Regions from separate parts of the Homo sapiens genome. Here region 1 is linked to region 2. Evidence: chromatin contacts called from ENCODE Hi-C data. All regions are on one chromosome and are shown on one strand. Each heading gives the region's core, a stretch centred on a gene start or an enhancer-like site at or near the end of the contact. The rest is flanking DNA. Distances are from core to core; before and after follow the strand shown. Region 1 holds the start of ZNF488 (zinc finger protein 488). Region 2 overlaps GDF10 (growth differentiation factor 10).

The links. Hi-C counts contacts between places; a loop is a spot of excess contacts on that map. Pooled maps may share reads with other maps.
Region 1: a map of CD8-positive, alpha-beta T cell shows a loop between it and region 2 (12-fold over the local background). The contact joins the promoter of ZNF488 here to the enhancer-like site in region 2. A Hi-C loop is called at or near these places in 3 of 168 maps with a recorded cell type or tissue (A673, CD8-positive, alpha-beta T cell and OCI-LY7) and 3 of 50 pooled maps.

Annotation. Positions count from the first base shown.
Region 1 is chr10:47,382,719-47,386,006 of GRCh38, reverse strand. It overlaps ZNF488 (zinc finger protein 488), which reads left to right and starts at 1,714. Exons shown (of 2, transcript NM_153034.4): 1 at 1,714-1,787. RefSeq lists a silencer at 1,266-1,745 and an enhancer at 1,308-1,807.
Region 2 is chr10:47,310,727-47,313,833 of GRCh38, reverse strand. It overlaps GDF10 (growth differentiation factor 10), which reads right to left. Exons shown (of 3, transcript NM_004962.5): 3 at 257-1,233. The coding sequence ends at 1,042. Among named protein-coding and RNA genes, the nearest start is that of GDF2, 10 kb to the left of the region's middle. RefSeq lists enhancers at 1,455-1,604, 1,405-1,905, 3,004-3,107. Within about 2 kb of position 1,558, at least 4 of the 41 ENCODE cell types and tissues checked have a DNase peak (open chromatin) inside an H3K27ac peak, as active enhancers do; they include CD8-positive, alpha-beta T cell, where a contact is called at or near this core.

The DNA.
Region 1 (3,288 bases), core at 465-2,964, 72 kb before region 2:
TGGGTGGAAAGGACTTGCCTTGTCTCAGATGAGACTTTGAACTTGGACTTTTGGGTTAATGATGGAATTAGTTAAGACGTTGGCAGACTGTTCGAAAGGCATGATTGTGTTTTGAAATATGAGGACATGAGATTTGAGAAGGACCAGGGGTGGAATAATATGGCCTGCCTCTGTTTCCCCACCCAAATCTCATCTTGAATTATAGTCCTTATTGTAATGCCCATATGTAGGGGGAGGGACTTACTGGGAGGTGATTGAATCATGGCGGTGGTTGCCCTGTGCTGTTCTCATGATAGTGAGTGAGTTCTCAGGCAATCTAATGGGTTTGTGAGGGGCTTTTACCCCCTTCACTCTGCACTTCTCTCATTCTTCTCCTTCCAGCCACCCTGTGAAGAAGGACCTGTTTTGCTTCCACTTCCACCATGATTGTAAGTTTCCCGAGGCCTCTGCATCCATGCTGAACTGTGAGTCAATTAAACCTCTTTCCTTTATAAATTACCCAGTCTCAGGCAATTCTTTATAGCAGTGTGAGAATGGATTAATACAGTCTAAAATAGATCTTTCTTTATATAACTTAAAAATTACAAGTGATGAAAAGCATTTGAGTTGGTTGGTTGTCAGTTTTTTCCCCCTCTTTTGGAGCTGTATTTAGTATAATAGAATATCTTAAATTAGTGGTCTTTTATAATAAATGAAATTGGGTGTACTTCGCCCCAGCATATTAGGGTTCCCTTGCTTCATGCCTTCCATGACAGTTGGTATTATTATATTTTAACATTTATGCCTAATGATTAAACATCTCCTTGTGGTCTTAATTTGCATTTTCTAATTACTCTAGAGACTTCGTCCTTTCACATGATTTTGGTCGTTAGTGGTTCCTCTTTGAAGTGCCTATTCATGTCTGTGTCCATTCGTTGCTTTGGGTGTTCCTCTCTTTCACACTAATTCATTAAAAGTATATATCCTGGATACTAATCCTTTATCAATTGCTGCAAGTATCTTCTTTCAGTGTGTGGCTTGCTTTTTCACTCCGTTTGTTGTTTTTTAATCAAAGTATAAGTTCTTAATTTTAACGCACTTTAACTGTCATTTTCCACCATGGCCCGAGTCGCGGAGTCCGCCTTCCTGGCAGAGCGTTGCGTGGTCACAGCTGAGGTCTGGGGAGCAGAGGCGGCGGGCGCTCCCGGGGGGAGCTGGGCGATTCCGGCGGGGGGAGGTGCCGATCGAGCGGCCGCCAGGCTGCTGGGGGAAGGAGGGCCAGGAGGCCGTGGGGGTCCTCGGCGCAGACTGGAGCCGCAGGCACCGCGCGCAGCCCTCGCCCGCATCGCCGAGGCCCCGCGGGCCCAGGAGCGAGAGGTCGGGCGCCCAGGACCAGAGGGCGTAGGCGAGAGCAGGCACCGCCTCCAAAGAACGCCCTCGCCCTCCCGCAGGCGATGGCGCCCGGCCCTGACCAAGCCAGCTGGGGGCATCTCCGCGGAGCTGAGCCGGGGAAGGGCCGGGCAGCCCAGAGGGTCAGAAGGGGGTTTTCTCCCGGGGTTGTGAGTTCTTTGGCCAGCGGCACCCTCCCCTGCCGGGGCCGCCCACCCGCAAGCCCCGCCCCGAAGGCTGGAGCTTCCCTGGGGGTGGGCGACGCCGAGACCACGCCCCGAAGGCGGGAGCGGCTTGGGGGCGGGATCTGGCCGCCCTCAGGGCTCCGGCGCCAAGTTCAGAGCCACGCGCAGTGCTCTTGGCCGGGAGGAGGCTGTGCTGCACCAGCACCTCTTGCTCCACATCTCCAGAGAGCCCAGGTGAGGCGCACCCTCCTGTCTGCAGGGACAGAGCCGCGAGCGGGCGCGGGCGGCGGGGTCCATCTCACTTCCACATCAGCCTTTCCCCAGGACAGGGTTGTTGAGTCCTGCCTTTGACTGTGGGGTCCTTTCCTTCCCAATGTCGCCAGCTTCCTCTCTCTCCCACGTCGTCTCCGAGTCCCATCCCCGTTTCTGTTCCCTTTCTCTTCTCTCACTTTTTCTCCTCTATCTCTTCTTTATTGTCTTCCTGTTTTCATTTTCTTCTGTGTCAGTCTCTCTCCCTCTCTCTTTTCCTCTCTTTGTTTATTCTTCTCCCCTACCTTCTCCCTCTCCCCCCTGTTTTTTCAGCACTCAAGAATTCTGCCTATGAATTTTTCTCCTAGGGTGACTTTCAGGCTGCAGTTGTTTTCCTCCCTCCCACTGTCTCTCCCGGGGTTTATCCTGTGTTGCTGTTATTCTCAGCCCGGGCTTGCGCTGGGCAGTAGGGTAAGAACCATGCATCAGCCCCAGATCCTTTCTCCAACAGATTATATCCAAAGATCTGGACATGTATCCTGTTCACTGCCTTTCCTGGGAAACAAAACAATACCAAATGATCACATTATAATGAGTTTTTAGAATGAGCTAAAAGAACATACCTGGTTTTAGAGACAAGGGGTTGATTGAATCCTTTCCTTGACATTTTGCCTTTACTAATAGACACAGACAGCACAGCAGGAAGCTAAGCCTTGCAGAAGCATTTAGGGGGCGTTCCCACCCACACCTGCCTTCTGGGCAGGCTATGCAATGCCAGGTGCAGGGGAGGGAGGGGACAGGATTCAGAGCAGGGTTGTAGGAAGACAGTGGGAGGCCAGGGCTTTGAAACATTTGAGGGAGCCTGGAAATAAGAAATTAACAGTAAATTTCTAAAATATGTAGTTGCCAATGCCACTGATGTACAGAAATGAAATTAATTACTCCTGAGGGAGACATTAGACATTTTATGGCAGTAATTATGGCATTTGAAAGTAATGATTTTATGTACATTAGATAGGAGGGCCAAGGGGAAAATATTTCCTGTTAGTATCAAAGATTGTCGTAGATGCATAAGGGACGAACTCTAGAAAATCAAGTCTCATTCTTTTTGAGGGATAAAATAGAACTATATCGAGGCAATTTTTTGTTTCTTGGTTACAATGTAATCTTATCAGAGATATGTGATTTAGTTTTTAATGATATTTTATGACACATACATATTTATATGTTCAAACACACACAAATACATAATATATATGCACTAAGTTATAAAAGAGCCCTTGTTTGTTTGTAAAGATCTTAATTACCAATAAAGGTTGAAGCTTTCACTTCTTGGAAATAAGTTAACATGATATTGTAGTTTATTATGACCTTTAATGAAAATTCAACTAATTTACTTTTGATTGATACAGAAATGGAAATTTGGCCGTAGATAAATCACACAGAATTAAACAGAAATTAAGTATGATGAAGGTGCATTGCAGTG
Region 2 (3,107 bases), core at 309-2,808:
GAGGCCACTGTCCCTGTCTGGAGCCATGTCCATTCTCAACATCAGCCTAGCTTGGGTTTGCAGGAACCAGTAGTGGGACAGGCCCCTGGAAAGCATGGGAAAGCCTGGGTTTCTGGAGCCTGGGACAGACACCAGGGAGTATGGAGATGGCTTAGGGGACTCCAGCGACCCTAAAAGAGGCTGAGACCCCAGCAACCACCAGATGGTGTACTTACAGATGGGGAGCCAGTGAGATTTTGAAATGGGTGACATTCAGTTTTTCAAGATACCACTGTACCTTTAATTTATTAGCTTTCCATAAAAACACATAACATACACAATCTACAGTATAGAAAGTATAATTTACAAAAATATAAAATCTTGGTTATTTTTTAGTATTCCCACGTTACTATATGTGTTATTTCAATATGCATGTTTAAACAACCCACACTCAGCATGACTATCTCTGTGGGGAATGGTGTCAACGCCCTCCCTTTTTGTTGTTTTAAAATAAAATATATATATTAAGAAAAAGAAACCAATATTGGCTACATGTGCATACCATATGGATAAAAGCTCTGCAGTGGACTTTGAAAGGAAACACTCATTTACACCACGATTATCCTGTTTTCCAAAATCACTATGTGGCCCAAAGTGTTCTGAACTGAGCATTTAAACAGAGTTCTTTCCGTGTGCAGGGAGCGAGCGCCCTAAGATTTGCATAGTCTTCTTGCTCAGTTATGAGATGATGATCACATCAAGCCAATGTTGTGGATATGTTTTGTTTTCAAGCCTTCAGAACAGTGGGTATGAATGATGGGCCACTTTCAGGCCAGGGCTAATTCCCAGATTCCTTCAGGTACTCAGGCTGGCATTTAAGGGGCTAGTCACTAGCAATGAAAGACCCCCTAATGATGCACTGGCGGACAGCTCTCTCTGGGCCCCAGTGATGTTGCCCATGAGCTGTGCTCTGTGTCTGCAGCTGCACCACAAGTCCTGGTTGCAGAAGGCTCCGAGAAGGCAGCTCTGCTGGGCGTGGCTTCTTTCCACCCTGGAGTGGTCTCACCGGCAGGCACAGGTGTCCACGGACATGTTGGGGTACACCTTCAGAACCACATTCCGATTCTCATCCAGGAAGAGGACCCCAAGGGAGTTCATCTTATCGGGAACACAGCAGGGCTCTGGGATGCCAGGGATGATGCCCACAGCCCTGACAATGCTCTGGATGGTGGCATGGTTGGATGGACGAACGATCTGCAAGGCAGAAAAGGAGTAGGGTTACCTCAGCTCCGCCCTCACCCACCCACGCACCCATGCCATCCTCACAGTCCCAGGCCATACTGCTCTGCTGTTGTTCCCCGGCTGAGGCCACAGAATAGGCATCCACCTAGAGGAATGGACGAGATCCCAAGGCGGGGCACACGGTTCCTCTAAAATCAGACATACGCTGAGTTCCGGGCTGAGGTCTCCAAGAGCCCCCAGGCCTTCCTGCCCTTTGGCTTCCCTGAGGCACGCTGTGTCCCCAACACGGCAGGGCCACATGGGGGCGCCTGAGTGTCACACATCCCCGCGGAGCACCAGGAAGCAGGCAGAAGCTGCCCAGAGGGAAAACCCAGCGAGATGCCAGCACAGCCCTGGTCTCGCAGTCTGAGGAGGACAGGCATGCTTCTCACGAGGTTGTGCTCTTGTCACTGAAGGGAAGGCCTGGCATGTGCGTGGCAGTGTGACAGGCTGGACATTGACATTTCCTAGGGGCTGCTCTCCCTGCATCACCCCCTTTTTTTTGTCAGCTTAGCAATTTTATGGGGTGGGTATTACCTGGACTTTACTGGGAAGACACCGAGGTTTAAAATGACTGAGTAACTTGACCAAGACCCCTAGTTAGAAAGTGACCTGGCTTGGAAAACTGTGCCCACCTCTGACAAGATGAACCAACCGGGTCATCCACTTCAGTGCATCACCAGCCAAACAGAGATTTGTATATGTAGTGCTGTTGAGGAGGAAGCCCTCTTGTGTGGGTGTGGTGGGAAGGGAGCAGGGCAGGGACACCTGCCTTTGCAGCGTTCTGGCTGGTGTCCCGGAAGGTGGGGAGGCAGCAAGCCAGGGTGATAAGCTAACCGCATGGCCAACCAGCTGCAAGCCTTCAGGGTTCCGGGCTTGCATCTGCCTGGGTCTTTGCTAGGCCCTTTTAGCAGGCTCCGTCTCTATGTCAGGCACCTCCCTCTCTCTTGCACATGCACGGTTTTGAGGAGAAGTTTTGAGGAGAAGCCATTTAATTCCCAAACACGTTACTGCTGCCCCATGTCTGGGTCTGGACTTCCCCAGCTGGCTGATTATTTAAGTTCAAATTGGATTTATGCACTGACTTTCTTTTCTTGGAGGGAAAGGCATGACCTGCCCTGGGCAGAGTAACTAAGCAGGAAGAAACTGTGTGCTGAGTGCCGAGGGCTGACATCACAAGCAGCCAGGCTGCTGCAGAGCAGGCTGCAGGGAGAGGGATGGACTCAGCCACAGCCCAGTCTGGAGCGAAGGTGAGAACTGGAAATCCTTAGGCTGGTGCAACAGACAGAACAGCCCAGTGCTGTGTGTCCTGCAGACCCTGTGCACAGTGAAGGCCTATTCCCTGTGGATTCCTGCCCTGAGCTGCAAGGAGGAGGGAATCTACAGTGGGAGAGCTGCTGAGGCTAGCACTGTGCTAGTCACAGATTGCCACACTCTGGGGTCCAGGCTGGGAACAGAAATGAGAGCCTTGGTCAGGAGGGAGCTTCTGGGACCTGCCGTGTGTACAGGAAGCAGCATCTACTCAACCTCTGCAGATAGTTGCTATGTGGGGATGCGTTTCTAAAGACATGGATTCTCCTGCTTTTCAAAAGAATGTTCTCATTTTAAAGTCCCAATTCAACCAAGCCAATACTTCAAAAAACACAGCCAAACTCACACATATGTGGGCGGCAACTACCCTACGGGCTGCCACTTGGTGACCTATGTCTACCTATTTCCTGCCTGGAATAGATAGGAAGTACTGTTATTCCCATTTTGCAGATGGGGAAACAGAAGTCCTGCAGGCTGAGGAACTTGACGGTAGCGGCAGAGCTGAGCCTTAGAATTTGGCAAAAGGCGGAAGAAAC